Regions from separate parts of the Homo sapiens genome. Here region 1 is linked to region 2. A link is a contact called in ENCODE Hi-C or POLR2A ChIA-PET data. All regions are on one chromosome and are shown on one strand. Each heading gives the region's core, a stretch centred on a gene start or an enhancer-like site at or near the end of the contact. The rest is flanking DNA. Distances are from core to core; before and after follow the strand shown. Region 1 holds the start of HK2 (hexokinase 2). Region 2 holds the start of APLF (aprataxin and PNKP like factor).

Region 1 (4,391 bases), core at 581-3,080, 6.4 Mb after region 2:
GTGTGTCCAGATGGAGGATGTGATTAACTGTCCTCAACATCCCTGAGAGAAGGAGTAAGACAAGGGCAGGGAAGAGAAGAGAATGCAAGATTTGGCAACATGTAGGTCATTATGATGACTATGACAAAAGCAGTTTGAGCTCAATTCTGTGTGGAGTATAGGGAAGGAGGGTTGAGGACGTGCATTTAGAAGGGTACATAGTTCTCAAGAAGTTTTGCTGAGCACATCTGTAATCCCAGCTATTTGGGACGCTGAAGTGGGAGGACTGCTTGAGCCCAGGAGTTCAAGACCAGCCTGGGCAACATATCGAGTCCCTGCTTTAAAAAAAAAAAAAAGGAAGTTTTGCTGAGAGGCTAGATGGATTATGATTTTTGTTTATTTTTCCTGTTTATCCATATATTATTTTTCAACAATGAGTATTGATTACTTATATAATAATTTTAAGGCTGTACACATTGCAGACAGCACCCCACTGTTTGAAAAACTCCTCCTCAGTAGAACATGGCAGACCTTCATCTTCCTTCCCTGAACCTTTTCCAACCTTAGGCTTGCCATTCTCCACCAGTGCTAATGTCATGTCTCTTGAAATCTGTATTGAAGTCAGTATTTCATTCTTGCCAGTTTCCACTGTGTGTTTAAATTTGGAGTCTGGTGTCTAGCATTAGCTGGGGTTGGAGCTTCCACTCCTCTCAGCATTGGTAAGCCTCCTCACCCACCCCATCCCATGTCCAAGATCACCCAGTTACACACTTACCATCTACCCAGTTCATTCACATCATCAGTCCCAGAGCTGCAGAGATGCTCTTTTTCTACCTCCTACTTCTCTGGCTCTTAGAGAGGCAGCATGGGATAATGGGGCAAGCGAATAGGGCCTTAAAGTAGAGGGACAAGGGTTCTCTTCCCTATCTGCCACTTATTAGCTATGTGACCTCGTGTAAGTCTCTTTTCTTTTTGAGACAGGGTCTCCCTCTGTCACCTAGGCTGGAGTACAGTGGTATGATCATAGCTCACTGCAGCCTCGAACTCCTGGGCTCAAGCTATCCTTCCACCTTAGCCTTCTGAGCAGCAGGGACTACAGGCACATGCCACCATGTCCGGCTGATTTATTTATTTTTATTTGGGAAGATGGGGGTCTCACTATGTCGCCCAGGCTGGTCATGAACTCCTGGTCTCAAGCAACCCTCCAACCTTGGACTCCCAAAGTGCTGGGATTACAGGTGTGAGCCCTGGCCTTGCCTCAATTTCCTCATCTGTAAAACGGGGTTAGTGAAACTCACATCCTATCAGTGGTTTTGAGGATGGGCCGACTCTTGTATTGCCTGCTCTAGTACAATCAGCAGCTAAGGCGGCTCACTTTCCGGCCGTGCTACAATAGGTAAGAACTAGGATGCTTTAGACGTGTGACTGGGCAGTGGGAGCCCCTCACATGATCCCGAGATGCCAGACAGTGTCTCTCCGCACAGGGCGTGTGCTGGTCCAGAGGCCCGTTTTTCCAGTCGCCCCACACCCCGGGTCCGCGATCACGCTCCCCCCACCCATAGCCGAGCCTGACGCGGCGGTGGCTCATGCGCCTTTCCGTCCCAGCCTTTAGCCACGGACCACACGTCCCATCTCAGGCGCCCCGCCCCTCCCCCGCCCCCCGCCCCCGGCGCGCCTCCCCAGGCTGCCGGCTCCGGTGTCTGAGCGGCCGCGCCCGCGAGCCGTGAGCGATGATTGGCTGCGCCACGGCGGCGGGCGGTCCGTGGGCGCACACACCCTCCCCGCGCAGCCAATGGGCGTGCGCACGTCACTGATCCGGAGGCCCGCGGGCCGGCAGCCCCTCAATAAGCCACATTGTTGCATGAAACTCCGGCGCAGGAGTCCCGGGCTGCCGCTGGCAACATCGTGTCACCCAGCTAAGAAAATCCGCGGGCCCGAGCCACGCGCCTGTGAATCGGAGAGGTCCCACTGCCCGAGTGGAGCCGGGCTGAGATTCTTCTCAAGTTGAGCCTCAGTGATCCTGTGGCCGAAGTTAGCGCCTTGACGTGGGACAACCGGACACGTCGCCAGGAGAGAACTGAGGCGCCTTCTAGCAGTTGTGACGCCAAAATCACGTCTCCGGAGACCCGCGCCCTCCGCCAGCCGGGCGCACCCTCGCCGGTAGCCTTCTTTGTGCGCCGTCCGGACTCCCAGCTCCCGGCCCGGCAGCCGAGCCCCAGCACAAAGCAGTCGGACCGCGCCGCCCGCCTCCCCTCTCGCGTCTCCGCCTCGGTTTCCCAACTCTGCGCCGTCGGGCCGCGGCAGGATGATTGCCTCGCATCTGCTTGCCTACTTCTTCACGGAGCTCAACCATGACCAAGTGCAGAAGGTAAGTCAGCGCGGGCGGGGCGGCAGGCTGGGCTCTGGCAAAGTGGTCTGGCCTCCATCAGTCTCTTCCTCGACCCTGCGGGGACCCGCTTCCTCCCTACTCCGGGCCTGGGAGCGGAAAAAGTTTGGGCAGCCGGGACACTCCTGGGCGCCAGGAGCCACGTCCGCTAAGCACAGCCGGCGAGTGCGCGCGGGCGGGGAGCCGAGGTCGCGCTCCGCCGGGCGCCCTCCCTCCCTGAGCTCCGGCACGCGCTCACGCTCTCTCCCCCAGTCCCTTTTTCCCTGTTACTGGAGGGGCGGGTCACCCCGCAGGTAGTCAGGGATTGCTGCGCCCACGTGGGAGGGAGCCCCCTTCTGCAGCGCGAGTTCCGGCGAGAGCACGTGGAGAGAATCGTGGCTGCGGGAGGCTGCTCCGCTGCCGCGTGGGGCCGCCGGGGGCCGTCCGCGCTCGCGGACCGCGTGTAGGAGACGAGCGGTTCCCTTCTCCTTCCCCGCGGCCCTGCGGGGGTGGGCTCGAGGAGAAGCTGACCCGGGAAGGAGTAGGAAAGGGGCAGAGGAACTCCGCCCGCCGCGCCCCCTCCCCGGAACTGTGGCGCCCGGAACTGAGGCTCGGCGAGGGGCGTCCCCCATTAACCCCCGCCCCTCCAAATCAGCCTCGGGACCGCCCAGCCTCGTGTCCTCAGGATCTGCCTCTGAGTAAGGGGAGGACTTTGGTTGTTACTTTCTGGTTTGCCCTAAAAGTTACTCGGAGAGGCCAACGCGCCGCGTTCCTGGATTACTTGAGATTCTTGAGATTTATGTCCTTCCGAAAACGAGCTTTTTTTTCCTTAAGCCTCGACCTGTCTGTTCCCACCTGGCTCCGCAGCTCCCTATGGCTGAGCGCTCACCGCGGCCGGGTCATTTACATAAGAAAGAGCCTCAGGCCAAGCCGGGAAGCTCTCATTCCCCGCCTCGGGGTATGGGGGTGGGGATGGGGCCGGGGCCGGGGACGGGCAGGGCCAGGGGCGCGCTCAGAATTGAGTTTCTGAAATGCCCGGGATTAGGGGATTGGCTCCTGGCCCGGGCCTGGGCTACGATTTGAGGTAGGGGACAAGTTGGGAGGGGATTAGCTGGAGGGAGGTTGTTTTAAGAGCTGTGAGGCAACGGAGCGTTGCTCAGTTACATACTTGGAATTTCAATATCTGATGGGAACACATTTTTGGGAAAATGTCTTGCCATTACCGTTCTGTGCGACAACCTGCTCATATTCCCATTCTGGCGGTCCCGAGGGCATAGGAGGCATATTAATGTAGTGATGGCGCGTGAACCTCCAAGAAAAGCAGAAGTTACCCAGCCTCAAGTCTGGAGGAGCGAGCAGAGGCGGTTGATTTACTTGGGTTTTACTGTTTGTAAATGGCTGTTATTCTCTAATTCCTGGGATGTGGCTCTGCACCTTGATTCAGTTTACTTAAAAACGTGCCTTTGATTTGAGCTGGCAGGATCTTGGTAACTTCTCAACTTCTAAGAACTCTTGGGGAAGGCTATCATCTCTTGGCAAGTCCTAAAATACACAGTGGAGCGTCATTAATCTCAGGGAGTTCTCCTTTGGGTATTACCCCAGGACATTTGAATCCTTGCATAAATTTACTCTTCCTCAATCCAGAGGAGGGCACCAGGGTTGGAACCCCGTTGGAGTTATACCACTCTCAATCTTGGAATGGGGGTCATCTCTCTTCCCCCAGAGTGGAACGGGAATTAACCAGGGTATCTGGAAATGAGTTGTAATCTCTGTCTTGTGGTTTATTAACCATAGCACCCTGAGCCTCTTTGGACAGCCCGTTTCTCTTTGTGAAATGCAATAATAACAGTAGGCTTGTCCACTTTATGGAGTTGCGATTATTAAGCGCTGCAGTGTGCAACTGTCATTCCTGTAGGTTTTCTCTACCCTTGCAGCCACCTGTCAGTTTGAGAAGTGTCCCTGAAGACCCTTGGGTGTATTTCCTCTAAACTACCAATAGGGGCAGAATTGAATCAGGCCTTTAACTCAGTAATTGTCAGAACCTGGG
Region 2 (4,412 bases), core at 1,824-4,323:
TCTGTGTACGTGTGTGTATGTATATGTGTATTTATACTGAGTGGCATAAGGTGAAGTGGAAAGAAGGAGCTAATTCCCTTCTGGTTAACGCAGGAAAATTCCCGAATTTAGAATTTTAAAAATGCAAAAGGATAAATGAAAGATAGTGTGGAAACAGTGTGGTTAGCAGGAAAAGACTAATAACTTTAACTCATTTCCAAGAGTCAACACACTGTCTGTGTTATTCTGCATATGTAATTCTGACTCCTCCAAGCAGAAGTTAGAATTGGCGCAAACCTGCTATCATAACGCTGTCAACAACACTGCAGATCGCAAAGATTAAACTTACCCTCCAGGAATAACCACTTTCTAGATCATCATCTATTTCTCTTCGGCACACAGCTCTTACAGTCATGCAGTGAGGTTTCCATAAAGAGTCACTGTTTCTTATTGTGTCATTCCAGCTCCTGCATGTCAATGAAGCCCTGCACAGACTCCGAATGTCCAGCTGACTGAAAATTTTAAAAGTGATTTCTGCAGGCAGCAGTTCAAAAAAGTTGTTTTGACTCTCATTTTTTTCCTTCTCAGCATCCACAGAGTTCGCTTCTGTGTGAGAAACTCTTAAATTATTGTTTCTCTTGGAGTTTTTATGCATAGCTTAATGTTTTAAGTTATCCTCATATGTAACCTAAAAGGCAAAATTTAAACATGCTCAGTCTCCAAATAGGAGTATAAATCCTACTTTAAGTCAGATGCTTTTTGGGTATAATTTAAGAACTCTTTCTTGACTTTAGCTTCTCAATCTGTAAAATGGGCCAATGCTGCCGCTCTCCTGAAAGTTCTTGCAAGGATTAACAGTGATAGTGGGTAAAATATCTAGTCTTGCTACATCTGAATTGCACATGGGAGGCACCCAACATGTTAGTTTCACTCTCACCCAGGCTGGAGTGCAGATGTGTCATAATAGCTCACTGCAGCCTCAAACTCCAGCCTCAAGCGATTCTCTTGACTCAGCGTACCCCGCCCCTCTTTAAAAAAAAAAAAAAGAAAAAAAAAAAAACAGAAAACCAAAAACTGTTTTACGGAGAAATGGTTCTTGCTATGTTGTCCAGGCTGGTCTTGAACTCTTGTCCTCAAGCAATCCTTCTGCCTCAGCCTCCCAGAGTGCTGGGATGACAGGTATGAGCCACCATACCCGGTACTTTTGTACCTTTGAAAATGTATATGAGTCAATCCTATTAAACTCCTGAATACTTGTTGTACATGGGAACTGATGCCTCATCATTAATTTGCAATTTGTGACTTAATCATAAACTTGCTGGACTTCTAGTTGTTTATATAAGAATTTTATCTACTTGTATCTTATAGGTAGGTAGGTGCTTACATTTGACACAACTACTATCTGAAATGGACAAGAAGATGAGATCTGGATTATGAAACAAAGTCTCAAATATTCAACTCAGTCATAAGAGTAGTGTTTTAGAAATGGCCCCTTGAAGCTATCCTACATGCATAATTACAAGCTAAGGATAATAGTCACTGAAGACATCAAGCAACAGTGAGTGACAACTGTAAACAATGTTTAGAACTCAGCTAGGTACAGTATGTGACTCTTTGAAGCCCAGATTTAAAGCTCAGTTTCAGCTAATTTACCTAAGGTGAATGGTGTAGGCTTCCCAAATCAGTTGAAAGCATGACTGGGTACATCACCATCCTTGAGTTACTTTTGTATATAAAGACAGCTTGTATTCACTTAAAATCAGTTTATTCCATTTTGCACTTCCTTTTATAACGGGGGTTGGTTGTGCAAGAGGAGAGGTTTGAGGTAAATACTTCTTTTAACTCAGCTGAACACAAATCTCTTTTCTAGACGAGCTACTCAGCTATGTTTTCGGACTTGCCAAGACCACGGTGGCTCCCATTCATGATCCAGATTAGCTGTGGTGGCTGGAACTGCAGTCTGTGTTCAACAGAGGTCTTCTTCTTGAGGGTTAGGAGAAGTAAGAAAGCAAACGTAAAAACGGGTGAGTCAAGAGCAAGTTTTTGCCATGCACCTTGGCCCCTCCCACCACCAATACAAACCAAAGCCAAACCACAACGTTCTTGAAAAGAATCTCACATTAGGAAAACGTTACAGTGCATTTAAACGTTACAGTGTGTTTATCCACTTCTCCCAGGATCTTACTGGGAGAATAAAATGCGTCCCCTTGTGGAATTCCTGTAACGGGAATGAAGGCTTTTGAATTTCACAGCAGGGGATACCTTTGCGAGTTTCTAAAATCCCACTAGGAATCTTTCTTCTACGTCCAGGTTCGCCTGGATGCCTGGAAACGACCCCTCTTCTGCCCTTTCTCCTTTATGAACTGAGCTTTCCTGAATTCTCTCTCAAGTGAAGTAAAAGCTCGTCCCCCTTTCAACTATCATTCGGAGGGATAGATCGGCGGCAGCGCAGTCGGAGGGGCGGGGAGCCCCACTCCGTCCAAATCCCGCGGGTCAGGGCTAATCACCCCACGTCCCGTCTGAGCCACCCTCCTTGTGTCCCGCGCGGGTTGCAGCTGCTGGAACCCAAGAACACAGGGCACTGACAAGTGACAACAACCGTCAGCGTTGACTGTCACTGCGGCTCCAGGCCGCGGAGGGAAGGCTGAGCTTGCGTCCAGGCCGCGTCCCCGGGAGCGTAGACACCTAAGCCAACGGGAACGGAAGACCCTTCTACCTACTAGGCCGCGGTAGCTTCTCCTCCCGCGATTTAAATCCACCGGAATTCGAATCCTTCCCCATAGCTCTTCGCATCCCGCCCACCTGAGTCCCGCCCTGCTCAGAACTCGCGCAGGCGCCGAGAGGGGCGCGCAGTGCCTTTGGGGATTGGTAGTTTTTTCCAGGGCGTCTCCGCTCGGGAAAGGAAGTGAAGAAAGCCACCAGGACTACAAGGCCCGGCGTCCTCCAAGATGGGAGGGAGGTGAAAAGGGTGTTGGGGAATAAGCCGGGGTTTTTAAACAGTAGTTTTGAGGCGGCGAGACTGGGGAATCCCCGGTTGCGTCATTAGTAGGCGTGGAGGGGCGGGACTCGTGAAGCTGCGCTGGGGCCGGGCTCTGAGAGGACCGGCGCAGCCGCGGGGAGCCTTTGAGGCCCTCCCTCGGTGTTTTTTCCCAGGGCGTGGGCTTGCCCCGCGCGTGTCTGTGGAGGGCGGAAACAGCGGAGGGGCCAGTCTCCTGGCGAAGGGGCCTAATCCTTGCCCGCCATGTCCGGGGGCTTCGAGCTGCAGCCGCGGGACGGCGGTCCCCGGGTGGCCCTGGCGCCCGGGGAGACGGTGATCGGCCGCGGGCCGCTGCTGGGAGTAAGTGTGGGCGGGGGCTTAGCGGACCCCGAGAGCCGTGGAGTTCCGCGCCGGCTCCTGAAGACCGGCCCTAGTCCTGGCCGGTTTCCCCACCGCACTGGTCCGCCGGTCCGGATTTTAGAAGTTTGGGGCCGCACGTTTTTCAGTTACCTTTAAGCCAATTCACAAACATTTCTTTATGTTGCTTTTAAAACACTGACTGTATTACCATTATTATCTTATCCAGGGATTGGCAAACTAGTGCCTGGGGGCCAAATCCAGCCTATGTTTGTATGGCCCCATGAACTAAGAATGATTCTTAAATTCTGAAATGTAAAATGTAAACAAAAAATCTACTAATTTTTCAGGGGGAATAGTTGCTCCAAGGGTTGAGGGTATTGCGGCTTGTCTTGTAAAGCCTAAAATATTTACAGTAGTGTCTGGTCCTTTACAGAAAAGTTTGCCAAACTGTGATATTACGTCTTCTAGGCTAATTTCTTTTAACCTTTGGTCTCCTTTGCAGAGCTGTGTGGACCTTATTTATTTATATTATTTATTATTTCCAGTAAAATGAGTAGCTAACCCTTCATAAGTAATGTGTATAGCGTTCGTGTCATTGGTCTAAGGAGACATTACCTATACCAACATCTTTAACTGTCTCAAGACCGTATCAGTTAGCTATTTTTATTATCCTCATTGTTCAGATGAGAAAATTGAGCCATACATACATTATTTAAAGTCCATACATAAGCTTTTGGACACATAATGCCACAAAGCTAAATATTCTCTACCTTCTTTGGGAGAGGTTTAGGAATAAGAACATTTGCATATTGCATTCTGGAATTCTATAGATCTCTTAAGTACATCTAGTTTTCTATTTTGTTCTTTAACATTCAACATTTCTTGTTTGGTGCTCACTGTGTAGAACATTTTGCAGATTCTAGCACTGTGGGGCATACAAAGATGAATGGAACATGGGTCCCTACCCTTTAGGAGTTTTCTCTTGGGACCGGGGAGACACCTGTGTCAGTGAGCTAACACCAAGGAGTAAGGAGTGTGTACTGTTGTCCTGGTTAACTTCCAGAGTCTAAATGGAACCATTGGTACTTGCCTTAGG

Evidence for each region. Hi-C counts contacts between places; a loop is a spot of excess contacts on that map. ChIA-PET counts read pairs that join two places held with the same protein, here RNA polymerase II (POLR2A). Pooled maps may share reads with other maps.
Region 1: a pooled map shows a loop between it and region 2 (4-fold over the local background). The contact joins the promoter of HK2 here to the promoter of APLF in region 2. A Hi-C loop is called at or near these places in 1 of 168 maps with a recorded cell type or tissue (naive thymus-derived CD4-positive, alpha-beta T cell) and 4 of 50 pooled maps. POLR2A ChIA-PET finds 5 or more read pairs at or near these places in 1 of 52 experiments (activated T-cell).

What each region holds. Positions count from the first base shown.
Region 1 is chr2:74,832,297-74,836,687 of GRCh38, forward strand. It overlaps HK2 (hexokinase 2), which reads left to right and starts at 1,831. Exons shown (of 18, transcript NM_000189.5): 1 at 1,831-2,347. The coding sequence starts at 2,285. It overlaps HK2-DT (HK2 divergent transcript), which reads right to left and starts at 1,691. Exons shown (of 1, transcript NR_185897.1): 1 at 359-1,691. RefSeq lists silencers at 1,323-1,392, 1,573-1,802, 2,723-2,972 and enhancers at 2,549-3,425, 3,203-3,272.
Region 2 is chr2:68,464,512-68,468,923 of GRCh38, forward strand. It overlaps APLF (aprataxin and PNKP like factor), which reads left to right and starts at 3,074. Exons shown (of 10, transcript NM_173545.3): 1 at 3,074-3,316. The coding sequence starts at 3,221. It overlaps FBXO48 (F-box protein 48), which reads right to left and starts at 2,783. Exons shown (of 4, transcript NM_001024680.3): 1 at 2,700-2,783; 2 at 1,633-1,959; 3 at 329-667. The coding sequence starts at 634. RefSeq lists enhancers at 1,864-1,923, 2,017-2,912, 2,913-3,807 and a silencer at 3,149-3,358.